Linked DNA regions of Mus musculus: regions 1, 2, 4, 5, 6 and 7 are each linked to region 3. A link is a loop called in an ENCODE intact Hi-C map of the cell type or tissue named here. Cell type or tissue: heart. All regions are shown on one strand. Region 1 overlaps Reps2 (RALBP1 associated Eps domain containing protein 2). Region 2 overlaps Nhs (NHS actin remodeling regulator). Region 3 holds the start of Nhs (NHS actin remodeling regulator). Region 4 has its middle 120 kb from the start of Nhs. Region 5 overlaps Nhs (NHS actin remodeling regulator). Region 6 overlaps Nhs (NHS actin remodeling regulator). Region 7 has its middle 55 kb from the start of Nhs.

Evidence for each region. A loop is a pair of places that touch in the nucleus more often than their neighbours do. Peaks named below come from ENCODE experiments on the same cell type or tissue, not always from the same donor. Only the 100,000 strongest peaks of a DNase experiment are listed, where the experiment ranks them.
Region 1: a loop joins it to region 3, with 9 times the contacts of the local background. A loop is called at or near these places in 7 of 42 quality-filtered maps.
Region 2: it touches region 3 in a loop (4-fold over the local background); 4 of 42 quality-filtered maps call a loop at or near these places.
Region 4: a loop joins it to region 3, with 9 times the contacts of the local background. A loop is called at or near these places in 15 of 42 quality-filtered maps.
Region 5: it touches region 3 in a loop (3-fold over the local background); 10 of 42 quality-filtered maps call a loop at or near these places.
Region 6: a loop joins it to region 3, with 19 times the contacts of the local background. A loop is called at or near these places in 13 of 42 quality-filtered maps.
Region 7: a loop joins it to region 3, with 1.9 times the contacts of the local background. A loop is called at or near these places in 3 of 42 quality-filtered maps.

What each region holds. Positions count from the first base shown.
Region 1 is chrX:162,452,459-162,456,458 of GRCm38, forward strand. The region is part of intron 14 of Reps2 (RALBP1 associated Eps domain containing protein 2); the gene reads right to left. Among named protein-coding and RNA genes, the nearest start is that of Reps2, 190 kb to the right of the region's middle. In heart, a CTCF peak has its summit at 1,524 (motif pointing left); no DNase peak of the experiment used is centred here.
Region 2 is chrX:161,871,449-161,875,448 of GRCm38, forward strand. It overlaps Nhs (NHS actin remodeling regulator), which reads right to left. Exons shown (of 9, transcript NM_001290526.1): 2 at 3,792-3,944; 3 at 21-154. Among named protein-coding and RNA genes, the nearest start is that of Scml1, 41 kb to the left of the region's middle. In heart, CTCF peaks have their summits at 2,251 (motif pointing right) and 2,452; no DNase peak of the experiment used is centred here; H3K27me3 peaks cover 264 bases.
Region 3 is chrX:162,157,956-162,161,955 of GRCm38, forward strand. Nhs (NHS actin remodeling regulator) reads right to left here and starts at 1,486. Exons shown (of 9, transcript NM_001290526.1): 1 at 878-1,486. The coding sequence starts at 1,433. In heart, a CTCF peak has its summit at 2,169; a DNase peak (open chromatin) is centred at 2,076; H3K4me3 peaks cover 2,617 bases; H3K27ac peaks cover 2,072 bases; H3K27me3 peaks cover 1,699 bases.
Region 4 is chrX:162,277,005-162,281,004 of GRCm38, forward strand. No RefSeq gene overlaps it. Among named protein-coding and RNA genes, the nearest start is that of Nhs, 120 kb to the left of the region's middle. In heart, a CTCF peak has its summit at 2,261 (motif pointing left); no DNase peak of the experiment used is centred here.
Region 5 is chrX:161,969,092-161,973,091 of GRCm38, forward strand. All of the region lies in intron 1 of Nhs (NHS actin remodeling regulator), which reads right to left. Among named protein-coding and RNA genes, the nearest start is that of Gm26317, 98 kb to the right of the region's middle. In heart, a CTCF peak has its summit at 1,527 (motif pointing left); no DNase peak of the experiment used is centred here.
Region 6 is chrX:162,022,786-162,026,785 of GRCm38, forward strand. All of the region lies in intron 1 of Nhs (NHS actin remodeling regulator), which reads right to left. Among named protein-coding and RNA genes, the nearest start is that of Gm26317, 45 kb to the right of the region's middle. In heart, no CTCF peak of the experiment used is centred here; no DNase peak of the experiment used is centred here; H3K4me3 peaks cover 259 bases.
Region 7 is chrX:162,212,621-162,216,620 of GRCm38, forward strand. No RefSeq gene overlaps it. Among named protein-coding and RNA genes, the nearest start is that of Nhs, 55 kb to the left of the region's middle. In heart, no CTCF peak of the experiment used is centred here; no DNase peak of the experiment used is centred here.

The DNA of each region.
Region 1 (4,000 bases), 290 kb after region 3:
GAGCTGAATCCACACATCATTCTATCACGCACCTACAGTAGAATACACAGTATGCTCCCCAGAGACACAGTTGTCTATGGCAGACTTCTTCTGAGAGTTGAGTTCCCCAGGAGTAAGTTGAATAAGGATGCCTTATGCAATTCTCTTTCTTGCCTGTCCAAACAGGCCCGCAATTCAAAGGCATCTCATGATGAGGTCTTGAAAAAACTTCTTTGCTTCTCCCCATTGCTGTCTCTGAGTGATGGAGTAGTAGAATAGTATCTTTTCAAACTACTTTTAGTTCACAGTCAAGCTATTACAAATGTCCAAAGAGTGGTTGACAAAGCCTTTCTGGATGAACTTTATCTATGAGAGAAATATGGCTTTAAAATATCAGTTAAAAATAGCTTGCCAACAAGGAACTCCAAAAAAGGAAAGTGAAAAAGAAGAAGAGAGAAAACTATCTAAGAATTGGGATGCAGCTATAAAATAAGTTAGCACCTATGACACTGTGCAAGAGGGGGCTAGTGAGATAGCTCAGCAATTAGCAATACTTGTTGCTCTGGCAGAGGACCTGCTAATACCTACACAGGCAGCTCACAACTATCTATAACTCTAGTTCCAGGGAACTCAGTATCCTCTTCTGACCTCTGCAGGCACCAGGCACACATCTGGTGCACAGACATGAATGCAAGAAACATCAATATACATAAAATAAAATAAATAGATCTGGTTGGGCATGGTGAAGCATGCCTTTAATCCTAGCACTCAGGAGGCAGATGCAGATGGATCTTTGTGAGTTCAAAGCCAGTCTGATCTACACAGCGAGTTCCTGGCCAGCCAGAACTACATACTGAGACCTTGTCTCAAAAAGTCAAAACTAAATAAATCTGGAAAAAAAAGAGAATGAGCAAGTGGAAATGGAGGGCCACTAATAAGGTATTATTGTACCTTGTAAATTTGTTTATAGTTTCTATGAAAGCTGAAGATACACATATGAACATTTTATAACCCAGAACATTCTATGCTTTATACCCTCCAAAATAAAAATAGATCCACTCAACAGCTTAGACACGGTGGTACAGAGTTGCACTACTCCTCATTGCCAAAATCTGAAAACTTCCCAATATCCATCAACAAGAGCAAGCTACAATATTTGCATATATAGTAGAATACTATACAGCAATGATCATATATGTTATTTCAAAAATCACTTAAGCAATAGCAGCCAGACAAAAATAAACAGAACACAACTCAACTTATACAAGTAGAAAACATAGAGGTAATCTATGCTGCTAGAAGTCACAACAATGTTAATCCTAAGGACATAAGTATATCAAAACAGCATGGGGTGGAGGATACTTCTGAAGTGTTGATTATATTCCACTTCTTGATTTGTGTGTATATTACATGTGTGTATTCTCCTTTTCAAAATTGATTGAGTTGTACACTCAATGTAGATCTTTTGATATTTCTTTATTATATGTCAAAAACTTTAAAACATAAATCCAGTTGTGCCAATTTCCTGCAATGTCCCTAAAGTGCCACCTAGTGGCATAAGCTAAACGTATACAGAAGAAAAGTTTCACCGCAAGCAACAACTGCAAAAACATTTTAGCAGATGTTCAGGGATTGGGTTAAAAACAGTACCCTAAACTAAAACAGATAATGTGATCCCAAGGGGTGGATGCTCGTGTTGCCTGCTGGGAAGAACCCCCAGGAAGGAGTCAGAGGCAAGTGACACTCCAGCACACAGCAGGTTGGTATCAGTGCTGATAACACACACACTCCCTCCTCACTCTGCCTGTGATCAGCATGGTAGAAACACTGGAATATTACCAAGGCACTAAAGGCCGAAAACTGAGGCTTCCCCAGAATCCTCCAGAAACAGGGGATAGCGACATGTCAGTAGTTTGTCAGCAGGGCGATGCACGTTGGAAGGAATTGAGAACACCTGTTTTATCCTGTTTTCTCTAGCACTTTTTCATGACAGCGAGCCTTTAAAGCTGCCAGATGAATAAAGATATTTATCAAGAGTTTTTCTGGTAAAGTATGAAAGATGGTGCATCTTGGTCAGACAAAAATCTTCAAGAAAATAAAGAAATCTACAAATCCTGCACACAGAGATGATGCTCGCTGAGTTGGGAGACTGTAGGGGCAAAGACTGAAAGGACAGACAGACGCCCTACTTAGCACGCATTCATCTCCTTTGCCTTAGTTTCACTTGTGTTAGAAGTCTCTTTGGACTTGTGTTCTCCATGAGGGAAGCTTGAAGAAAGATGGCCTACACCTGCTTCTTGCCAACAGATTCTCCTCCTTCCCATTTCTAGTATGAGTAGAAACTGGTGACTGGTGATGATCTGGACCTGAGAATGATACAGGCAAGAGTGAAGCTCCTAGGTCACAGACATGAATAAGAAAGTGATTTGAATGTACATGTGCTACTACCACCTGTAATCCCAGCACCACGGAGGCTGAGACAAGAAGATCACAAGTTGGAGGTCTGCTTCGACTACACAACAAGACTCTGCCTCAAAAAAAGCAAAAACGAAACAAAAACAAAGGGCTTGTGGCTCACAGGTAAATGACTGGTCTAGCATGTGTGAAGCCCTGGGTCTGATCTTTCCAATTACCATTAAAAAGAAAGAAAGAAACGAATTCTATTACAAGTGGTCACGTGATCTATGCCAGCACTCATCCTTGGTTTGTGGCCACTCTGGCTATCCTGAGTTTCCTGTATTTTCCAACTAGATCTCATCCTTTCTGTTTCATTTGGCATAGAGTAATAATAATTATAATAGCTCTTAATGACTGTGTATGGCTGGTCATATGTCAGACACTAAGTGACCTATTCATTTTTACTCTTTCAGTTATAAAAACAGATACTCCTACTATATTCATTTTTAAGATGATGAAATTGAGGCAGGAAAACACTAAGTACCTTGCCCAAAGTTTCGAAGCCAGTAAGATATAGATTCAAAGCCCAAGCCCATGTTCTTAGTTACTTTCTCAGGCTGAATCCCTGACTCAAGCCCTACTGTCCTCCACTGTCATTACACATTAAAGCCAGAGTACACCTAGGACTACTTCCTGTTTTCTGTCACTATCTGGTGATAAAGAAGGAAACTGAAGAGAAGAGAAACAAGAACTTCAGGAACCTAGATAGCAACTGTAACTCATCCCCCATGGGGAAAGTTGAGCTATCTTGTTACTCAAAAAGAAAATAGTGACTACCTATTGTCTATAGTCCTTCTCAGTGAAGCACTGGGTTTAAATGAGACACATAGAATAGAATAGTTACAGAAAGGTACCATGAGAAAGTACACAATAGATGATTTGGGCCTGACTGTCTTCTGAGAACAATGAACCATAAAGGATAGGGCTATTACACCTAGCTTCATGCTCCCATAAGTCTTAGCAAAGTATGGCACTATAGTCAGTCCATTCCATTAAAGCTTGATGAAGTTACTACACAAACAGATGGGAGTGACAAGAAAAAGCATGTCAGAAAAGTAAGCTTTATGCAACACAACAATATCAGAAGCATAATGGGGGAGGGGGTCACTAGTAGTAGGGTAGGGTGCTTCAATTACAGTGTTTTTTTAAATAAAATATATTCTTGATGCGTCTGGTTGGTTGTTAAAAGTAAAAAAACAGCTCTGAGACACAGATTCACAAGTGGTGTGAATGAGAAATACCTCACATAGGCTCCTGTATTTGAACACTTAGTCCCCAGTTGGAGGCTATTTAGGAAGGTTATGAGCCTTGCTGGAGGAAATATGTCATAGGAGTGGGCTTTGAGGGTTTTCAGCCTTGCCCCCCACTTCCTGGTCTCTTTCTCTCTCCCTCCCTCCTTCCCTCCCACCTTCTTCCCCTCTCTGCTTCCTCTGCATGGATGAAAATATGATCAGACAGCTTCCTTTTGCCACTATGCCTGTCTGCTCCATGCCTTTCCCCACTACTATGGACCCTAACCCTCTGGAATCATAAGCTAAAATAAACCCTTTCTTCCCTAAGTTGC
Region 2 (4,000 bases), 290 kb before region 3:
ACATCATCTGCCATGCTTACCGTTAGGAAGTGGCGGTCCTTGGCCTCGCGCCTCCTCTGGCTGTGAGCTGGAGGGTAGGCTGGTAGTGGTGGAGCAGCTATGGGGAGGGGAGCAGCAGCTCTTTGCTCTCTGCGATCACTCCGGCTCCGGTGTTCTGAGGGTGCAGAACAGACAAACATAATGAAAAAGACTTGGTATTTTCAATTGTTTTTCCCCTCTTGAGAATGTTAGCAAAAAGCTGTTAGAAAAAAAAAGAGCTCTCCTTAATCTAGCTAATCTATATACCATATTAACTCTTTAAAATGGTTCTTAACTGAATATTCACTTGCTGCAAATACAAGGACAGATGCATCCATCTCTATGGTCCCATCTTATAATGTTGGAACAAGGTAGGCTCACTAATAAGTACAACACACCTCATATCAAAGTATCAGAAGTTAAAAAAAGAAAGCAAATGTTGAGAATAATGGTGGAAGGCTTGCTGCCATAAGGACTCAAATATAGAATAGATGCAGACATAGCCCAGCTTCCTGGACTTAGATGTCACTAACTCCAGGAAAGAACTATGTGGAGTCAGAAATTATTTTGACAGGAATTATATATATCACAGAAAAAAAAAAGAAATTGGCAAATGTTATGCACTGTCTATTTTATTTATCTTCTATTTTCCTCCAGAGAACTGGGTAATGAGCATCCATCTAAAAGCCTTTCCTTCCTGATAGCCACAAAAACGTTGAGGGATTTACAATCTTGTGCTCCCACAGATACTAAAGGAATCCCTGTGACGACTGCTTTCTCATTCCAGTGTAAAGCTGTCTTTGGGGGAAGACTCAGAAATATCTGGGAGTAGGGGATAAGGTAGTCCTGACTTCATAATAAGAATCACTAAGCAGGAACCTCGGTGGAGTAATAGAAACAGCAACCCACCCACAAAACTTTCAACCCAAAATGTATCCTGGCAACAGGAAATGTAAGCACAGGAGATAGAGCAGAGACTGAGGGAATGGCCAACCAATAACAGGCCAAACCTGAGACCATCCCATGGGAAAGCACCAATCCCTGACACTGCCTTCCTTTGCTTGGGATTCTTAAAAACAAAACAAAACAAAACAAACAACAACAACAAAAAAAACCCAACATTCCATGCACAAGCAGAGAAAGGTCTTCTAAAGCACATCATATAGGTGGTCTTTGCTATACTGCTCCTAAAATCAATGCTTGTCAAGAAATTTTGAGCTAAATGCCCTTCTTGATCAAGTTCCCGACTCTAATGTCACCATCATTTTTCTCTAAAAGCAAACATTTAGGTTTTTTTCTAACAGATAGGCCAAAGAAAAGCTTTTACATTCTTAAATTCGCTAGGCATAGCAGATGTGTGCTACTGGGTGGAAAGAAGTGAAGAGAGAGTGGAATGAGATAGGGGATATTAGCCCAATTCTCCTTTCAACCATTTCTCTCCTGTCCTATCTTAAATACATCTTCTGCTCTACCCAGGCCAAGAGTAGGCAGCTTAAAGTAATCCCTCACTAATAAGACTTTTGCCAGTGGTGAGCTAGAGACAATATCAGTCCACCAGGGCCTGCAACTGCAGTCAAATCTTCATCCTTATTTCTTTAGACCAATGGAACATAGATACCAGCCAGAAACTTGAAAGGAAAGGAAATATAAAATATAATTCTCTCTTTATAGCCATGTATTACTCTCTCTGTGTGTTTTATGAACATAAAAGATGGCATAACTTAAAGTTATTACTGGCACTGAGCATTAAAGAATTGCTAAGAGAGGGAAAAAGCGATAATTGATAATTATATTCTAAACAACTTGAAATCCATTTAGATGTCACTTCCCTGAGGCTCCATGACATGACAGGCACATTTCTATTTACTCCCCATAGCACTGAACTGACCCTATCTGCTTACTTGGTCATCCTCCTCACTATACCATGTATTTTTAAAGACAGAGACTATACTTGATTGCTCTTTCAATGCTATGCTGTAGCATAATGCCTGACCTTCAGTACAGTTTGTTATGGGTAGGGGGATGATATTAAGGCAGCCAATTTCAAGTTTAATCTCAGTTCCCAAATGAGCACAAATCTGCAGGCACACAGTTTTACTTACCCATGTTTCATCATTCCCTCTCTCCCCATGAAAGCAAGGAGATTCCAGCTGTCCAGAGACTCCCCACAGAGAAGCTCACTGCCACATTTGGGGAGCCAAGCCCTTGGCTGCAAGTTTGGTATTAGTCCCAACCACCAGGTGGCAGATGTGGGTTATGCTGATGAATATATATATATATATATATATATATATATATATATATATATGGCTGTTTGCTAATTTTAATTTTACACCACTGCATGTTTGTAATTCTATGATGCCTGTAATTCCCATTTATGGCTCTCTGCCATGCTATTAAAACTACTACCCCCAAGATTTGCTGTTGAGCCAACCACAAAACAAGCCAGTCTGAATAGGGCAAAATGAGCCTCCATAGTCTTCCATGGAAAGCCCGGAAGGCTGTCTATCTATCTCTTATGCCCTAGGAGGAACTGCAGAGAAAATTGATATTGGCACTTGCTGTTCTTCAGTTCTGCTCTTAAGTCCAAACCTGATGAAGCAGTGAAATATGATAGCTTATGAGTAGCTCACTGTTATCTGGTTAGATCTGTAAAACTCTAATCAGGGAGGGCTGATTAATAATAATAAAATGATAAGAAAGAATGATGTCTACAGGGCTAATGTTACTCAAGCTCTCTAATGATGTGATGTGTGAAGGCATTTAGTGAGAATGATAAAATTCCTCAGTACTCATCTTGTGCTTTCAATGCTCAATCAGCTTTGTGCAGAATTTCATTCCCTTATACTTATTCATACTGAGGATGTGCCATATGCTGGTTTTGTGCTATATGCTTTGAATAGAATAAATTAATAAGACGCTATCCTTACCTGTGTGAAGGTAGACATAGTGGTCAGTTATGAGAGTGATATGTGGCATATTGGGAGGATGCATAGATTATAGAAAAGGTGCCTGTATGATCCTGAACAGTTTCCCCCACATTTCAGCCCTCCTTGCACCTCCGTGTAGAATGAAGGCATTGGATCAGCTCAGAGATTCTCAACAGAAACAGAAGTGCACTTGAGGGCCTTATTGAGGTTTTTAGAATGATTGGGCAGAAGCCAGGCATAACAGCCATCCTGTAATGCACTGAATGGTCAGTGAAAAGGTTCCAGGTCTCATACAAATTCCAAATGCCCCATCTAAATCTCCTATCAAAAGAATCATAGAATCTATTTCTGAGTCAAACCTAATTCCCTTTTAATTAAGCCAAAGTATTACTTTGCTTATATCAAATAACTGTTAACTATAACAATTTTCATGGCTCTTCTCCTGCCCCTACCTCTAGGGCTCCTTCATTTCCCCATACTTTTTGTTTGGAATGGCTTCTGTCTTTACGTAATTCAAATGTATTTTTGAGAGGTACAGACATCTAACTCCTCTTATTATGTCATCTAATATAATTGTGAATTGGCACTTGAACATTGAGACAGTGCTATTAATACCTTTCCTTTTGGAATTCTCTTTGTGATCATATTAAGGCCATAATGGTAACTTTAATCAGTATAGACCTGTAGCTCATATTATGCGTGGATTGCATTCAGGGTAGACATGGGAGTATTTCAAAGCACTTGCTTCAGCTAAGGAGGTAATAGGACTAATGGGACAGAAAATCCTTGATGGCACAACCTCTGATGTTCTCCCAGAAATCCCCCCTGCCTGGGATCAGTTACCTCTACGAAGGGCTTGCAGACTCTGTCTGGCATGGCGGTGCAGCTCTTCTACACAGGGTGGCCTGGTCGCTGGGAGGAAGATGTTTCGCTGTTGGTGCCATGGTGCACGGTAGTATACACTCAACTTGCTCTCGATGTCCAAGTTGGAGACAGCTGCAAGACAAAGAGCAAACAGTGCAATGTACATCAGGAGCTTGGATTGTGCATTT
Region 3 (4,000 bases):
TGTCCAGACGTCTCCTAGCTCACCGTCCTTGCTCTCTCGCTGTAACCTGCCTGGCTGGACTGGCTCACACCTGAGTCTGGATTTGTGCAACAAGGCACTAAGACGGAGGAAGAAGAGTTTGTGGGATGCTCAGAAGACAGATAGTCCAAAGGAGCATTCATTAAGAGCCCTAGGTAACTAACCCAGGGCAGAAAAGACACTCGGGGATCCCCTTATCTTCCCCAAGGTCCAGGCATTCCTTCCAGGCCCTCATCAAGGCCTTTCCTGTTCCCAGGGTTCTCCATAGAGCACAGTGGAGTTCATTCTAGGCAGCCAGCCAATGATGCTGGACTAGGTCACACACCTTCCAAAGGCACGAGACCCGGGCACCCGAGGCCACAGCAAGTGTGACAAAGCACCTTGTCTCCCACAGACATCTTAAAAGGACACCTACTACTTTTAAGACCCCCCCAAAAGTGCAACCCGGTAGTGGGCTCCTGGAAGCTACAGGAGTTGCACCCCCTCCTTCTTCCCAAGGACATGAAAGGCATGTCTGTCCCAGTGGTAAATGACAGACCTTCTTTCTCTACCTCCTGTCTGGCTCCCTAAATGCTCCCCACCTGCCCATTCTGAACGCCAAGGGTGTCTATGAGTTCAGAAGCCGTCCTTTTAACTTTCTGCCCTCCATGCCTGCATGCCTGCATCGGTCAGGGGCCACCCCAGCTACTCAACCCGGAGTACTGGGGTGGATCTCAGGGCAGAAGGGAAGAAAGGCAAGAGTAAGGTGCAAGTTGCAGCAGGCTAGGCGCCTCGGGCCTGGGATTGTGGTGAGTGGAGACAGTAAAAGGGTGAGGCGCTGAGCCTAGCACCCTAGAGGATGGACGGCGCTGGTACTCACGCACTGCCTCCTGCTTGGGGTCCAACGTGCTGAGGACGCGCTGCACGCTACCGAGCTTGCCCTGCAGCGCCCAGACACGGCGGTGAGTAAGCTGGATGTCGCTCTCGAGCTCCTGGAAGAGGCTGCACGCGTGCCGGGCTACGTCTGAGAGCTGCCGGAGGACCCTGGCCAGCGCAGCGTTGCTGACCGCGCACAGGTCTAACATGAGCAGCACAGCCTCGGCTGAAGCCTCGGACGTCTCGCCTGGGGCCGATGCTGCCTCCGAGACCCCCGCCACGCTCTCCTCCCCGGCCTCCCGCGCTTCGCTGGGTGGCTGCTGATCCTGCTCGGCCGGCGCCGGCAAAGACGGCGGCAGAGGTGGCAGTGGGAGAGGCGCAGGGGGCACACGAGGAGGCTCTTCTGGCTCCGGTGCCTCGGCCTCTTCCCGCCGGCCAGGCGGCTGCAGGGGCGGCGGCGGCTCAACGCTGCCTCCACTCGTGTCCTCATCTGGGCCGGGCGCCGGGCGCCGCTGCCGGCAAAGCCACTGCGGCTCCACGATCCGCTTGGCGAAAGGCATCCCGCGCAGCCGGGCCGCGACTTTCCCTTCTCCTCTGAGCGACCCTTGTGAGCTAGAGACCTGGCGCGCCCACCTGAGCGAGGAGAGGGCAGGAGTCCGGCAAGGAGCGATCCGGGCAGTCCAGAGACGCTGAGGGCTCCTCTGCTCACCTGGCCTCCTCCTCTTGCCCACCCTCTCCTTCACAGCTTAGTCTGACCTGTCCTCCTCCGGGAGCACGGCTGTCTAGGAAAGATGACAAGCGCTGAGCACGGAAATCTCGGAGTGTGCTTGGGTCCTCCTCACTTGCTTTCAACCGGGGTCAGCCGGCTCAGCTCCATCGCTCCTGAGCCCGTTGCCGCCGCCCTGGCCACTGCCGCCGCCTATATAAATGGGCGTGTGTGTATGTGTGTGTGAGTGAGTGAGTGTGTATGTGTGTGTGATCGCGTGTGTGTGTGTTTGTCCGCGTGTGTGTCTAGGTGGGTGGGTGGGTGGGTGGGTGTGAGTGTGTGCGCGCGCCTCAGTTTGAAAGTACCCCGGCGCAGGCCTCTCCCCGCGCGCCCCTCGGCCGCTCCGGGGAGCGATTGCGCCTGGGATCTCTCTCTCTTTCTGGGCGGGGAGGAGATTTCGGAAAGGCGCTCTGAAAACCCGGACAGAGGAATCCGCCTCCAGCCCTGGCTCAGGAGGCGGCGCGGGGGCGGCAGGGCGGACGCCGGGCGGGGGAGGCCAGGGCGAGAGGGGCGCAGCGCCCTGTGCGGCCGCTGGGAGTCACTGGTGGCTGGACCGCGCCTGGTGCGTTCCACCGCGGGCACTTTCTCAAACCCGTCTCAGAGGTTAGAATTGAGACTATGAGCGTGGTGGGGGCGGGGTGTCCTCAAGTTGAGAGTGGAGATGCTGGTAGCCAGCTAAGAGGAAGGAAAGTATTGGGGATGCTGTCGATTCGTGTTGGAGCAAGTTGTCTCAGAATTCTAGCTCTGTCAAGTCTTTGGGTTCTTAGAGGGGAAATCTGGGCTGCTCCTTAAAGTGCCCCAGGCGCCGCGTTCACAGAGACAGCTGGGAAGGGTGACGCAGCATGGGTGCATTCCCACATGGCCAGAGTGGCCAGACGACTGTTTATACCATTTTTCTGGCATCCTGTTTTGGTCTGCCTTGAGAGCTGCCTTCTACAGAACATCATGACTGAGACCCAAATTACTAGTGAGCAACCTCCCACCCCAGAAAGTCACTTGCAAAATTCATTGCACATTGAGTGAAGTGAATCGGATTACCTCCTTGTCGCCCTACTGTGCTAATCCAACACTGGGTTTTTAAAGTTTCCCATGGGAGAGAGGATGACTCACAGAAGAATGGAAAGTTTTCCCCTTGGTTAACTAAAAGGTATAATTTCTTAAAAGGCCTACATTTTTCAAATGCAGTAGTGTGCAGGCTACATGGTGGCAGCCGAAAATCTAAAAAGACTTTGGGGACTGTTAGTAAAATACAAGTTTTCATCCTTCCACAATGTGTACTATGTGTACTGTGAAATAAATATATAACATAAATAAAATTCAAGGTCACAAGCAAATCTTGGGAATGTTGTCTTCATTTCATGTATTTAAAACGAACGTGGAAAAATATAGTTTATGGAAGCAATAAAGTCCTCGAGACATGCAATGGGCTGTCCTCTGTGCTCCCAGCTTTGAAAAGGAATCCATACAAGACAGACTTTGAATCAGCCTACACTTTGGTCACAAAGACTTCAACAGAGCCCCTCTTATTCTACCTAAAATAAATAAATAAATAACCCAAACAAAACTCATTTTTGGTGAAGGACTATCTCTATTCAACAAAGAAGATCCAAGCTGGGGTTCTGGAGGTAGAGAATCATGATGTATGTAAGGTCCTCATGAATGATTTAGTAACAAGAATGAAGGTGGTGACAGTGGTGGTGACAGTAATAATGAAATGAGTATAACAAAGAGAAAAATAACCAAAATAATGTGCCCAAGCAAAGGATAGATTGCAGTTCACTGCATAATTCTTACAACCTTACTTTAAATTTGGTTTGGTTTCCTAGTAGAAAGTAAAAGAACGCTTTGGAACTACTTACTCCTCAGCCTGTGTGTTTGACATCACAAATCCAGAGAGCTGGTTAATTTCAAATGTAGCTAGACACTTTTTATTTAACATGTTCAAAATTCTGGACGGAGGGTCTGCTAGGTGGGCAAAACAGGACCTACTTCTCTGACCACAGTGAAGAGTAAATACTAGACGAGTGTGTAAGGCATCCACTTGCCAAGGCTGATGGCAGCAGTCTGCTATCAGCTAGTTCCCCACACCTAGAACTCCTGTTGACCCTGGAGCCCGGGGAGCCACCCACCTGTGTGTCCTGTGAATGAGCAATGTAAAGCTTTCACTCCTGACTGGAGTTTGAGATTATTGGTTGGTTCCTTTCATAGGTCAGGAGAGATGATCTTAAGGAGCTGGGGGACAAGGTAGGGAAGAAAGAAGAATCCAAGGGCTATTTAAGCTGAACTTTTTTTTTCTAGTTATCTGACTATCTAGCCTAAAGTGACTAGCACAGGCGAAATGAATCAAAGCACCATTCAAGT
Region 4 (4,000 bases), 120 kb after region 3:
CCCTGCTATTTCCCTCTCAATTGCTTTCCAGACTTGGGCACTGGCCCTATTTTGTTTTCCTGGCTTTTGTATTACTATAGACTGTGTATTCACATCTGAAGTTTTGGAACTAGGAGCCTCCAATAAGAGAGAATATGTAACATTTGGCTTTCTGGATCTGGGTTACCTCACTGAATGTGATCTTTTCTAGTTCCATCCACTTACCTATAAAGTTCGTGATTTCATATTCCTTACAGCTGAATAGTATTCCGTAGTGTAAATATACCACATTTCTGCTATCCATTCATCAGTTGAAGGATAATTAGATTGTTTCCATTTCCTAGCTTTTGTGAGCAGAGCAACAATGAACATAGCTGAGCAAGTGTATGTGCAGTAAGATGTCAGATCCTTTGGGCTCAGGCCAAGGAGTGGTATAGCTGGGTAGTATAATAGATTTATTTAATTCTTGGTATTTTCTAAACATTGAAATGTTGTGTTTTAAAAAATCTGTCCATAGAGTCTGGAGATATATAGCTCAACGGTTAAGAGTACATATGACCTTTCTAGAGGACCATTGTATTGCTCCCATAACCTACATCAAGGGGTTCACAACCACCTGTACCTTCAACTCAGGGGGACCTGGCATGTCTTCTGGACAATATGGGTACCTCCACATACATGAGCACACACACACACACAAAGATAAAGTAAGTCTTTTTAAAAAGTTCCTCCTACATTCTCCCCATCTACCACTTAGTAACATCAAGAACCAGAGAAGGGAACATCAAAAATTCAAAAACCCCCAGTGACTGCAGTGTTGTTTAGGTTGATAATGGTATGGAATGATTAAAAACAAACAAACAAACAAACAAACAAACAAACCCGGGAATCCATCCCATAATCAGCTTCCAAATGCTGACACCATTGCATACACTAGCAAGATTTTGCTGAAAGGACCCAGATAGAGCTCTCTCTTGTGAGACTATGCCGGGGCCTAGCAAACACAGAAGTGGATGCTCACAGTCAGCTATTGGATGGATCACAGGGCTCCCAATGGAGGAGCTAGAGAAAGTACCCAAGGAGCTGAAGGGGTCTGCAACCCTATAGGAGGAACAACATTATGAACTACCCAGTATCCCCCAGAGCTCTTGACTCTAGCTGCATATGTATCAGAAGATGGCCTAGTCGGCCATCACTGGAAAGAGAGGCCCATTGGACATGCAAACTTTATATGCCCCAGTACAGGGGAACGCCAGGGCCAAAAAGTGGGAGTGGGTGGGTAGGGGAGTGGGGGGGAGGGTATGTGGGACTTTTGGGATAGCAGTGGAAATGTAAATGAAATAAATACCTAATTAAAAAAACTAATAGCAGGGCAGATGCAAAGTAAGTGTGACCCTTACTTCCTATAAAATGTAATCCATGGATCCAACTCCTTTGAGTGCTCATTCAAAATTCTCAATCTCAGTCACCACCTGAGATTTAAATAAGGATTATCTGTATTTTAATCAGATCCACAGGAGTTATGTATATAGCCTGCAGTCTCTGAAGCACTTCTGTAGCATCCATTGTGGGTTTTCTCATCCCTTACTTCATCTACCCATCTGAGCTCATCAGTAATTGCGAAAATTTCTCAAAAGCTTTCTACCCGAGTCATCTGCATCTCACTTCTGTACATGTTGTGGGGTTAATACCCCAGGCAAATGCTCAAGTAGTTAATGACAGAAGCAGTCGCTAAATACCCCCATTTCTCCTCATCTTTTAACCATGAAGCTCATACATACTTAGCTGGTATTGTTTGTCCAGTGTTGCAAACAAGAACTACCAAACAATCCTGGAAGATTTCCAGAGCTGCCTGCCAGATCTCATGGCTCTTATCAAGTTCTACTTTGCTCAGATGATCGTTTAGATTTTCACTGGCACATTGCCATTTCTCTACCCTCTAGTCATCTCCTATGACTTAGTATTCACCCCACCATGGGAAAATGGCGCCCACTAATTTCTTGCAAATAGACAGACTCCTGCTTCTCCCATATAGGTTCCCGTGTTGCTTTGGGAATTCATCCAACAATCTCTACCTTTCAAGGCCTCGAATCAGGCACCGATCTGACTGAGGCTAAAATTTCAGGGCACCACTTTCTTTATTTGGGTTAGTTTTTAATCATAGGCTCGCCCTTCTCGCGTCTCACTGACCATAGTCCCTCAGGGTCTCTAACTTACTTATTTTTCTTACTCTCAGAGACACGCGGTCCACAAATGATGACTGTTGATACTCTGCCACCTAGTGGAGGAATTGGAACTGCAGGATGGAGTTTAAAGGCCAAAAACAAAAGGCTTGCCGCAGTAACCACCATATTCTCATGTGAACACTCATTAGCTGCAGACCACTCTATACTCAGGGGTTCTTTTAACCATCATGTCAAACTGTATGCTCAAATTATAATATGAATTTTAGACATTAGGCAACTAGGAAATAATGACACAGGGATGAGGCAATAACCAATACATGCGTGTGTGAATCAGTCATTACAGCTCTGTGCGATCAAGGCTCAGTTGGGCTACATGTCCTTCGGGATAGCATGTGTGATAGGCTTCAGAATCATTCTCCTGTTGAATGAAGAAGCTGCAGCATTTAATCTACCCATTCCCATTCTCAAATGGCAAGATGGTTCCCCAGGGGTGCTAACTCACACAAGGATTTTTACCCAGGTGTGACTAAGCAGGCTCCAGTGGTATGAGAAGATGCTCTCAGGAAAAAAAATAGAAGTGTTCAGGCTTCTGAGAAGGGAAATGACAAGTGCAGTATCAGAATATGTCTCTGGTCTTGTTATATTTAACTCTAAGATTCATCTCCAAAGCCATCCATCATGCTCTCTCAGCAGCTCAGCCATGTACAGAAGAGATCACTTGCTTAGTTCTTGCCAAGGAAATTCATTCATCCATGTAGAGAGCATCTTAAACAGTGGTCAGCCAGACTCTGAGTTCTCATAGCAGTTCGGGTTCAAAGTGGAATTTGAATTCAGAGTCATCTGGTTGTTGTAGGATTTCCACCCATTAACTGCCAAAGCTCAAGAAACTTATGCGATAGATCTGCTTGTGGACATGGTGACATGAAGCCAACCAAAAGCCATGGCCACTTATGGTAAATCAGATGATGCTTAGGATAAATTATGGGCATGTGGTAGAGCAATCACACAGATCTTGGCTTTGTTTCGGTCCTCCAGTATTAGCATTAGTGTGTTGTTCAATATGACTAAGCTACAAAGTGTTATTAGAGGGAGAGCATAGACGAGACCCAGATGTCAACTTAAGCTTTCCTATTCACCAGTTGAATGAGCTTGAGACGGTTCACCCAATCTGTGAATCATAGTCTTTTTTGTTTAAAACATGTTTATTTATCTCACAGTTTTGAAGGTTGGAAATCTAAAGACCATGGCCCTAGCTCTTCTGTCATGGTAAGTGGCATCATGATTAGAGTCCATGTGAGAGAGACAGAGATTGGGCAAGAGCCAGTATTATACTTTTATAGCTACCCACTCTCATGAGAAGTAACTGGGGTGCCATTAAACTATGCTAATCACAGTGGGCAGTACTCCCAACGACCCAATCACATCTCATTACACCTTACTTAAGGTTCCATAACCACTCAGCAGAGTCACAAGTAAGACCAAGATGCCGACACATCAACCATTGGAGGACACCCTCAACATAGCACAACCATAGCACTTTGCCTTCATCTGTTGCTTTATTCATCAGTTGGACCTCTCAATACCTAGTATATTAGGGACCTACCTAACTAGGTGGTGAGATAAAATGATGTGTTTTATGTTCATCCAGTTTAGTTAGGAGATGTGGACAAGACTGGTGGGCAAGGAGCAAAGGTCAGGTATAGTTCGCTGGCTACCATGGTGAGCAACTGATTTTACCCTGCAGGAAAATCCCCGAGAAACAGTATGGAATGCCTAACTTGGAATTAGCCCAAACAAAAGTTAAGCACTGAGGCTTCCATTGTTTTTGTTTGCTT
Region 5 (4,000 bases), 190 kb before region 3:
TTATATTCTCATTAACCGCCTGTGAGCACACCCACATCAAGGATCATTAATTTTAAAATATGATTTTGCGTATTTGATACACATTTATACACACAAGACTATTTCTCTGTTGTGACTAGAAAAACAGATTCCTTGGAGTCACCTCTGATTCACCTCTGATTCTTACAATCGCTTCATCTTCTTTTCCAAGAAGGTCCCTGAGCCTTGGGAGGGCTGAGTACCTCCCAGTCTCTGATTCTCTACACACTGAACATCAGAATGTCTCCATGTTAACTGCAGTCTAAGTGCAAGAAGAAGCTTCTCTGATAAAGGTTTCGAGATCCACTAAACTATGGATATAGCACTAAATCATTGGAGTCATTTTAATATTATGCCTACTTAACAGAGTAGGAGGTTCCCCTCTAGAGCCCATTACCCATACAGTCACAGGTTCATGGACCCCATTAACAATGGGTTCCATCTCACGGAGTTGGTCTACGATAAGGAAGTGGTTAGTTACTTTCATAACATCTATGTCAATACTGTACCAGTAAACATATCTTGACTGGCCAAGTGATAGTTGTAACTCTTGGAGGTCAAAGCTGGATGATTATTCTTCTCCCCCAGTAGTATTCATAGCAACTATTAACACTGAAAATCTGGAAATCCTGAAGAGTTAAATGACTCACTATTTACAGAGGCTTGACCAAAAGATGAGAAAAGCTAAGAAAAGAGAGAACACCATACTCTGACATAGTGGGTTTCCTGTTTGCATTTTCTCCTCTGTCCACTTGGTTGATGCAGCTAAAAACTCAGGTCCTCTTCAAAATTTTCCATCATTTTTCAAGAACTAATGTACAGTCTCTGCCTTCTGAATGCACCTGTAACAAAACACTTACATGTATCCCATATGTATACTATATGGCACAGACACCTAACTCACACATTTGTTTTTTAAAAAAGTTACTTGCATAGTGTTAAGTGATGATGGAAAAATGGCTGCCAAGACAGATTGGATTTTCAGTCATGACAGACTGGCACTCTCGTCACCTATGTGTGCTTGTTTGGATGAAGGTGATCTTCTACCATACTGCCCCACTTGCTTCCTTTCTCACTCACTGCTTTTGGGGTCTGCCATCTGAAAACATGCTTAGAGCAAGGCAGCTATATTGTAATTGGAGGCAAGAAGCCTAAGGACAAAAAGCCAAGACTCTAAGAATGACAACATAAAACAACAGGAAGAGTAGATCTTAGAATTGTCTGCTTTCAGGCATGTTATTTGGTAACACAATTAGATATATTTACCATTTAAGCTACTATGACTAGGACATCTGCCCTTGTAGTCAAAAGGCACTTGTTGACTTTGATTACCTGGCATGGACTTTTGTGACATTATTAACTTTCAACATTATCCCTTGGACTGGATAGCCAGCTCAGCAGTTAAGAACACCCGTACTTGCAGAAGACAGGAGTTTCATTCCTAGCACGCACATGGCATGTCACAGGTGCCAGTGACTCCAATTTTAAAGGATCTGACACCCTCTTCTGACCTCTGCTGGTACTGCATGCACATGGTGCACAACCATACATGCAGGCAAAACATTCATACACATAAAATAAACATAGATTAATCTTCAAAACGATCCTTTAGTCTAAATTTATCTTTGTATTCCTTGTATCCTCAGGCCTGCCATGGTGCCACTCAAGATTTCAAACAATGTTCTGCTTAATCAAGTACACTAATAGTCAGCAATTTGGGTACAAAATGACCAAATAATTCTTGATTTTTTTATTTTTATTTTTTGGTTTGGCCAGTTGCTATAGGTAAGGCAACTATTTATTTAAAGCCAAACTCTTCCAACTGTGGCTCCAGGAAGCATTCAACCTGCTATTCACACAGCCTGGTACAGAACTTGCTAAGCAAGGATCCATTTACTGCTTGTTAATTAGTCAAGTACTGAGCACACCACAGGATTCATTTTTACATTATTCGCACAATCGCACAATTAGCATTTTAAAAGGTTTTCTAGGAGACTGGCTCAAGTAAGTTTATCTTGAAAAATGTCACAAAAGGAAAGGAATAATTAACAAATCAGTCCCCAAGCAGAGTTAGTGGACCCTTGGCTTCAGCCTGAAAAGCCTTGAGTACAGAAGTTGCTTCTAGTACCTCCTAGTGTATGCTCTGAAAACTGATTTTTGTTGGACTGAATCCTTGGGAGCCCTCCCTTGTAGGGCAGCAATCCTCTCTGGATGGAAGGGAAAGGACTGCACTCTGCTGGCCAGGGTGACATATGGGGTGGGTTTAGACTGCTCAGTTCAACAAAGAACTGAGGGCACTGTTCAGTTTGCTTCAAGTCCAGTTAATTAGCCCCCGCCCTGGGTTTAAAGCTAAAGAAGCATATGAGAGGCATTTCATCCTTATTAAACAACTATATTCTTAAGCATCTTTTATATGTTCACAGGGCTGGGAGTTTTATATTTGAGGGATTGGGAACTGAATGGAGGACCTTGCAGATGCTAGATGCATGTTCTGCCATTGAGCTATAACTCCAACCTCCAAACTACATGCTAGTTGCTTCACATATTAATAAATAAGCTAATATATATCAGTATACTTGTATTTTCTAAAAACTTCAACTTATGAAATCAACAATATTTGGGACATTGGAAAAATCCAGTGTTTAGGTCCCTTGTCTGCCCCTAGAATCTAGTAACAACCAATGAGGTGACTATAGGCAGGTTATCTGAGAGCTATTTAATTGTTTATTTATTTATATAGCATCTCGTGTATCCTAGACTAGTCTTGAACTTATTATATAGCCAATAATCTTTAACTTCTGATGCTTCTGCCTCTACCTCTCAGTTGCACTGATGAAGCCTGGTAGGCCCAGGTTAAAGTAGTCACATATTTCTGAGAGTGTTTAGCAATACTATCAACCCGGAGACCAAATATCAGTTTTTGCTCACTCACAAATGGTAAATAGTACAAGGTGTAGGTGGGGGTGTGGCTAAACTGGAGAACCTGATCTTTTTTACTGAAAAAGCATCTGACTTGGTGTCCTATCATCTTGTCAACTTAGTGTAAACTCCAAGTGCACCCTTCTCTGGTACCTTATTATCAAATGCTGTCAGTGAATTTGTTTATCTTTCTCTATACAAAGTCAAGCACCTCTTGGATACATGTTTCGGGTTCTTTATCTTCTGATGCTTTTTGTAGCTGCTCTCACTCGGTGCCTTCAGAAAAGGGAGTCTGTGGCACCAAATGGAGAGATATGCTCACACTCTCTGAACCAACAGCACCCTGTTGTCTCTTCACTCCCTGAAGTGGTTTTAGAGGGCAGGAGCTTTTCAGTTCATTTTCCAAGTAGATGAGGTGTGTCTGGGGTCCAGGGAGTTTAAGTAACTTGTTGTAAGCCACACATTGTTTGGTTGCAAAAGCACAGCAGGCAGACAAGTACTCTGACTCCTTCAATGAGCTATTTAAATTTATCTGATAATAAATGTCCTTGTTTTTTGTTTTGTTTTGTTTTCAAGACAGGGTTTCTCTGTACAGCCCTGGCTGTCCTGGAACTCACTCTGTAGGCCAGGCTGGCCTCAAATTCAGAAATCCACCTGCCTCTGCCTCCCAAGTGCTGGGATTAAAGATGTGTGCCACCACCACCTGACTCATGCCCTAGGTTTTTAAAAGAGTTCCAATTTGTGTCTCCTTTGGCCAGGTGGCTTGAAGGTTCTTATTTCTTCCCTGTTTAGTGTAAAAACAACCACAGAAAAATGTGTGCCTACACACTCATATATGTAAGAAAAAAGTGTGTTAACTGACAATAAGAATGAGTCATTATCATTGCTCAAGCTGTATGCCCCATAGGCAGGTCTCCTAATCTCTCTGCCTGTTTCCTCCTCTATGGGGTGGGGGTGGGGTGGTAATCTTAACACTTAGTTCATGTATATAATTTACTTTGGGGTCTGGAAGGAAGAGAGGCTAGTTTCTAGTTCTTAAAAATTGCATAAGTTACTGGTGATC
Region 6 (4,000 bases), 140 kb before region 3:
GTGTGTGTGTGTGTGTGTGTGTGTGTGTATGTGTGTGTGTGTGCATGTGTATGTGCTGGGGGTATGTGCCTGCATACATTTGGGGGTGCATACATGCCAGGGTGTACTTTTGGAGCTCAGATGACCATGTTTAGGAGTCATTTCTCTCCTCCCACCTTGAGGTCCTGGAAGACTGAACTTCGATCATCAGGCTTGCTGGGCAAGAACTTTTATCCACCCAAGCATCTTGCCTGTAGAAGCATTCATTTGAATTAAAATCATTTTTTTTAAGTTCCAATGAATTTACTACTTCAACTTTCCAAAAAGAACTCCCACACAAGCATTTTGGAACATTCCTGGAAATTCACATTTTACTTAACTTGGCTGCTTCCCCACAGTTAGTTGTTCCTTTTGGTCCAACCATTCTTCTCAGAGTCTCTTCCCTCTCTCCAACTTCCTCCCCTTCCTTGGAGCAAGGCTTAGGTGGTAGGAAGGTATTATTATTATCATTATTATTATTATCATTATGAGCAAGTTTCTGTTGAGCAACACCGTGTAAAAGATCCAGGTGCAATTTTCCAGAAGATGCCACAAAAGTAAATTATAACATATGCAACCTAAATTCCCCCTTTGTTGTCAAATCTCTAAAAGGTTGGTCAAAAGTCATCTGGTAAACAAAAAGTGCTCAAATAAAGTATGAACACACATCCCCCAACAAACCAAGACTTCTTCCAAAGAGTAGCAGTCAGGATTCAAGAATGAAATCAAGACCTTCCCTCCCCCCCCCCCCCGTGAGCTTACCTACTACCCTTGGCAAAGATTATCTTGGACTAACAAATATAGAAGGGATAAAGATGAAGCCATTATAACAAGTCATTGTTCAGACAAGAATCATTAATGAATGCTCAAACTAGGTGGAGAGAATTGGATGAGGAATCAGATATTTACATAATGTCAAAAGTATATGTGTTCATTATTAACAAATAATATATATATGTATATATATATATATATTAGTTACAGATGGAATAAATGACTGCACAGACAATATATCAACTAAGTGCTCAAATTTGGTCTCAACAAGATAGACAAATAAGCTTGTATTCCTGCTAATATGGTTTCTGACAAGCTGCAAGTTGAATCATTTACATAGTGTTTCAGTAAAAATAAAAAAAAATGTGTAGACTTAAGGAAAGCACAAGGACACATGAGAGAAATTAAAATTAAGAGATACTCTATACAACGATTCATCAGCATTTTCCAAAAATGGCAGCCCCAGAAGGAAAGTATAGCCTTGTGCACTGCTCTGAATTAAAAGAGACAAAAGAGACAGGAAAACTAAAAGAAATGTGGAATCCAGAACTAGCTTGTGAGTTGTGCAAAGCTTATTAGTAAGGACATTATCGGGACACAACTAGAGTATGGGCTATGGATCAGAGAAACATATTAAGCCAGTATTCCATTTTCTACAATTAACAGCTGCTTGTAGCTCTGTAAAGGTAAAGAAAGTTTGAACTCATGGACTACTCTAAAACAGAAACAATTACACACATATAAGGATATCTTGTGAATACACCTGTGTGAAAGACTATGTGTGGAGAGAGTGGGGAAAGGGTGTGGAATGGGGAAGGTAAGGTGGAATAGAAGAGAAGACAGAAAGGTAGGGAGCTGAGGGGATCAGAGAATAAAAAAATTAACATAAAGGTATAAAATGGAACTTGTATTATTCTCACACCTCCCCTATAAAATGGATTATTTAAAAACTAAAAGTAAAACAGATAAACAATGATATCACAGAACATGAAGGTTAGTTTTTGGTGGATAAGGGTATGACAAGTCTGGGCACACAGGATAGTCAATTTACAGGAGGGAGAAGTCTCCCTTCCTAGCCATCTTCCGATGGTTTTAGGTGATGCCTGTGAAATGATCTTTCTACCCCCAAGAGGGGTTGCAATCGACATGTTGAGATCTGTTACTCTAGAGAAACTGGACCCATTACTAGTTCTATCACAGGCTTCTCAAAGGCCTTGGAAGGTGTTTCATAGCTACTTGGACATCTGCTCACTGTAGATGAGCAGTCCTCCTCTGTGAGCTTTGTCATGCTTAGAAAGCAGCAGACATCAACTTCTGGGTTGGGCCCTGGAAGCCTATTCCTGGCTGGGACTGGATCTCAATCTCTCAAGTGGCATGTGTTGCTAAGTCAATTGTTGCTGTATCTACCAAGAGTGCAAATCTTAGGCCTGGCTAAACTCCAAAGAGTTTCCTGTCCAGCACTACCCTGTTCTCTCAGAGCTGTGACTCCTTGCTGCTACCTCTGTGTTCCAGATTTACCTCTGTGAGTAGAGTACACTTATAGATTCAGAACTGGATGACTGGTCCATACTTCCCCAAATGAACTCTTGGGTAAGTTTGAAAAAAAAAAATACTCTTTTTTTTAAGGATCTTACAATTTGAGGACAACATCACAATTTTTTTCATAGATCAACCACTAATTTCAGAAGTTAACATCGTGAGTCCCTGAATCAATTCCTCACAAAGGGTTTCTACTACAGACAAGCCCAGTTTTCCCTAAGCCGGATCTAAGGTAGAAATCCAGTCCGGGTTTTGCAGGTGGCAGCACCGGCAACTACAGAAGAACTGCCACACCCAGGCAGCTGCAGAGCCAGAAACGTGGACCACAGAGCGCTGGCTGTAGGCAGTTTCTCAGAGGCTTCCTGCTACTATCTGAGCAAATGTGTCTGAGCTGGTGCAGGGAGAAACTGTCAGCCTGATATAGCCTCACCTTGAAAACGGGTTACTTTCAGAGACCATGGCACCCACTAGGCGAAGCCACTGTGTTCCAGTCAAGGTCACAATATATCCAAGTCAAGCTTCCCGCTGTTTACCTGTCTACTGTGATAAGTGGCTGGCTCTCAACAACTGTATTCTATGAGAGGTCAGGATTTATACATAAGTGTCATAGCTTGGACTGGGGGCATGGCTCAGTGATAGAGTGTTCACCTAGTATGCAGGAGGCCCCGTGTTCCATCCGTAATACCGAAGGGGTGTGGCAGAGGGCTCTAAATGTGACATAGAAGCAGTACAAAGCCAGGATAAAAAAAGAATGGCTTTAAAATGCCACAGAGAACAGTGGGCTCCATCTTTCAAGAGACCCATAAGCCAGTCGTGTTGTGATCCAGGTCTTAGATGCCACTGTTGTCCAATCACTGAACTTCACCGAGCAACCCTCAGGAGAGCAGAGATGGAGGTGTCCTGACCTTGGTAAAACCCAGTTATGGACTGAGTGTGCATGCTGCTTCCTCTGCCAAACCCAAATGCAGGGATGGGGAATTATCCAGAGAATCGGAGCCAGCCCCTGATTTGTCAAGGTTATGGTTTTCCACTTTGCTTTAGCTATGGCAACCTGGCCTTGGGCCATTTAATAATTAAAGTGAGACACTAATAAAAATAGATTTTGTTTTGTAAAATAGATGAACAAGTGAATAGATGCACATAATTAGAAAATATACTCAACAAAATACCATCTCTTCCAAAGAAACACTTCTAGAAATAGATCACGAATCAGACATAATAAATATTTGCAGAACAAGAATTAGGGGATTCTTATTTTGAATTTTAAAACATCAATGTAATCTAATGAGATAAATTTAGGGTTGCATACAATTTATTTTCCATTGTAAATGTGTCTTGACATTTTAAATATCATTTGATAAGGCAGAGGATGTAGCTCCGTTGTTAGAATGTTTGCTAGCATGCACAAAAACCCTAGGTTCAATCCTTAGTACCACAAAACCAGGCGTGGTGGTACAAGCGTACAATCCGATGGCTCCAAAGGTGAATGTAGGAGGATCAGAAGTTCAAGATCATGCTTCCATATGCAGCAAATTTGAAGCCAGTCTGGAATACACAAGACTTTACTAAAATATTAAAAGTGTGATTAAGCCAGGCGTGGTAGCACTTGGGAGCTGACACAGAAGGATCTCTGTGAGTTTAAAGTCAGCCTAGGCTACACATTGAGTTC
Region 7 (4,000 bases), 55 kb after region 3:
TTGCTGTGTGGGTACTGGGATCCTCATGCTGGTCCTCTAGGTTGTGAAGTAAGTTGTTAACCACTGAGCCATCTTCCCATCCTCGCACAATGGAGTTTCAATCTTTTATAAACAAGAACAAAATTGGATCATCTGCAGGAGAATGGGTGGAACTGGAAATTAGCATGTTAAATGAAGCATGAGTCTCTTAAGTATCGCATAGTTACTGTCATATGTCATGTGTCATATATATGACATGAAAGAAGAAGGGATGTTTCTGAGAGTAGAAGGGAAGCAGTGGAGATGGGGAAAAGGAAAATCTGGCAGGGAAGAAATACAAGAAAAGTGAATAATATACATATATGAAAATAACATAGTTAAATCTACATAAGGCACTAATACATATTACCTGTTTAATTAAAATATTACTATTACAGGAAAAATTGGACAGAGGGAGAAGCAGGAAATATATTAACAATAATAATAATAATAACAACCCAATATAAATGTCAATGAATCAGCTATACTGGCACAGGCCTGTAATCCCAACTACTGGAGAGGAAGAGGCAGGGGAATTGCAAGGTCAAGGCCTGTCTGATTTACGTGTTGAGTTCAAGGCCAGCCTGGGCAATTTAGCAAGACTCTGCCTCAAAATGTAATTGTACAAATGAATAGAACTTTTGGTCCATATGTGAAAGGCTCTAGCTAGGTTCAATCTGCAGTACTAGAAAGTACTATAAAAACTATGGCAATGGAAGATGAAAAAGTGCCTCACAGCGGATTGAGAAATTACAAGGTAAAAGAATGGTGTCATTACAGTTCATATTGGCAAAGAGGAGAAAGAAAGCTAGACCATATTTGTGCTTGGAGAATCAATTGGAGATATATCCCCACAACATTATTCATCGTTGTAAAGGTTAATCTACAACTACTTTCCATTTTAGCTGCACCTCACCTAGGACCTGAACTCCACTGCAACCCAGCAATGAGAGAGAAAGAGAGAGAGAGAGAGAGAGAGAGAGAGAGAGAGAGAGAGAGAGAGAGAGAGAGTTTGCTCAATGCTCTGGACAAACACTTTGAATAGTATCCATGGATTATAAGCTTTTGATATTCAGGAAACATGTCAGAGGTTGAAATATGTACAGCAGGGAACCAATGAGAAACTTGAACAGAACTGTATATAGAGAGGAATGTAGAGGCATGTATCGTAAAATTAACAACAACTGAGATAAAATCATACAAGGGATATCGGTTAGGGCTGCTTAGCACTCATAAGGCCTGAAATTCAGTCCTTAGTACCACACAAGCCATGAGACACTGGCTACATTTGTCATGTTGAGTCCCTTTCATGGGATTGTTCTAATGTTCCTAGAACTGTTTTTTATTCTAATGTGTCTTACATTTTTCTTATTGGAAAAAGTTGTAAGATTTCTTTTGTTTGAATGTAAAGGTTTTCATATATTTGTATATTAAATAAATAGACAAACATATGCATAATTATTAAGAGTATTCACCTGTAGGTGAATAGGAAAAATAGCCTCAGATTATTTTTATTGTCCATGGCTTCCAAATGTGACCTTAGCACTCCTCCAATCCAGAGGGGAATTATCTTGACCTCTTTTACCTAAGCCCTGTAACCAAATGGCTAATGGGATGTTATAAGGATACTTTGACCCTCCAAAATATTTGGAACTAGAAATGCTTCAGATTCAGGCATTTTAAGTTTTTTTTTAATTGCATAGATTTTACTGCTTGAACATCCCTAATCCTCAAGAGTAGACTCTCACTTCCTCTCACATTAATCAGGAAGTGGATGCTTATAATCCAGATAATGAAGTATCAAACTCTTTGTGTCTTAAGGATTTACTGCTGTGAACAGACACCATGACCAATGCAACTCTTATAAGGACAACATTTAATTGGAACTGTCATGCAGTTTCAGAGGTTCAGTCCATTATCATCAAGGCAGGAACATGGCAGTGTCCAGGCAGGCATGGTGCAGGCAGAGCTGGGAGTTCTACATCTTCATCTGAAGGCTGCTAGCAGAATACTGGCTTCCAGGCAGCTAGGATGAGTGTTTTAAGCCCACGCCCACAGTGACACACCCACTCCAATAGGGCCACACCTTCTAATAGTGGCACTCCCTGGGCGGAGCCTATACAAACCATCATACTTGTATCTGGTTTAGGGAATACTTAACATGCACACACTAGGCATTCCAACCTTTACCTGTTATCTCTGTCCTCATTCCGAGACAATTACACACAATGCCCATGCTGTTATCTCCATTTTCTGCTTGAGAAAAGTGAGGCCTAGAGAGTTCAAGGTTACTTGTAAAAAAAATAAAAGGTCACAATCTAGTTGCAGGCAGATTCGTGGTTGATTTCACTATGTAAATGGGAAATATCTTCTCTCAATGATCTAACAACTAGGAGTTACAACTCAGATACCCAGAGTGCTCTTTTGTCTGTCCTGAGTTTCCTAACTTTATACAATTGCACTGCACAATAAGATGTTGGTATGCATGTGGCTGGGAAGAACTCCCATGATCCCATTTTTTCTGTTTCTTACAAATGGCCTTACAGACATTTGTTGAAGAGACTGGAGATTGTTAAACATCTAACTAAAAGCAGGTTTGTCAATTGACAAGGGATTTATAGTGTATGATTTTCCTCTCCACCAAGACCACCAGCAAGAGAGAGCTATTTATAATATTCATTGTCTCACATTCCAGTGTTCAAGAGACATTTTTAGACTATATTGACAGCACAGTCCTGCACACTCTATACCATGCCCAACTGAAGTCTGTAAGTGATGATGGTAGTGGTATCGTTTAATTATATCCCCAGACTTCTCAACAGAAAAAAATATATAGCTAAGAAAGTAAAATCAAGCATTTAGAATTAGATTAGACCTTGGTTGACATCCTGAGATCACTATTCCTAAGTCATGACTCCTGAAATAGGTCATTTTTGGTGCCCTGGTCTTTCCTGTGTCAAATAGAGGGAACAGGTTTGTTAGGAAGGGTTTTTTTTTAAAAGATTTATTTATTATATGTAAGTACACAGTAGCTGTCTTCAGACACTTTTTCTTCTCTCTCCAGCCCCTCTTGCTCTGGCCCCAAGATTTATTTATTTATTTATTTATTTATTTATTTACTTATTTACTTATTTATTTATTTATTTTATGTAAGTACACTGTAGCTGTCTTCAGACAAACCAGAAGAAGGAATCAGATCCCAATACAGATGGTTGTGAGCCATCATGTGGTTGCTGGAATTTGAACTCAGGATCTTCAGAAGAGCAGTCAGTGCTCTTAACCACTGAGCCATTTCTCCAGCCCTGTTAGGAAGTTTTTGTTCATTCTGTTTTAAATAGGATCTCACTATACAGCCCGGGTTGGTCTTGAAATCAAAGCAATCCTCCTGCCTCAGCTTCCCAAGTGCTGCCACACCCAGCTTTAATGTAAAGATTAAATGATAACTACTCTGGTCAAAAACTTGTTAGGAAAGGCTACTCTCCATCTTCCTTTTTTAAAAGTTTAGATGCTATGACCTCACCAAGTTCTAAATTATCTATGGTCAATGACAAAGGAAAGGAATATGAGATATTTTCCATGGGAAATAAGGCTGGGGATATAAAATTGTTGGTGAAAACCCTTTCTTGTGTCTTCTTTAGTATAAACACAGCACAAGACAGTGTCCCCAGGGAGTAGGTAGACTCAAAACCAGTGACCGCATCTGGAGTCAATGGAGGATCCTTATAATTTCCTGAGGGAAATTACCCCCAAATACGCTAAGCCTCCTTCCAACCCAGCGTGGCCACAGTCACCGACTGTCAACGCCTGAGGACAATAGAAAGCAGGCCTGGGCCTGCTCTGCCTTTCATGACTGCCTCCCATGGTCAAAATTAGCCAGTGTAACAGACTTCTAACAGAGTCAATATGTCCAGTCCTGGATAATAATTTTAAGTTTGCAATAAGTTAAGTTGTAAACAGGACAGAGTTGTGTTTAAAACAAAAC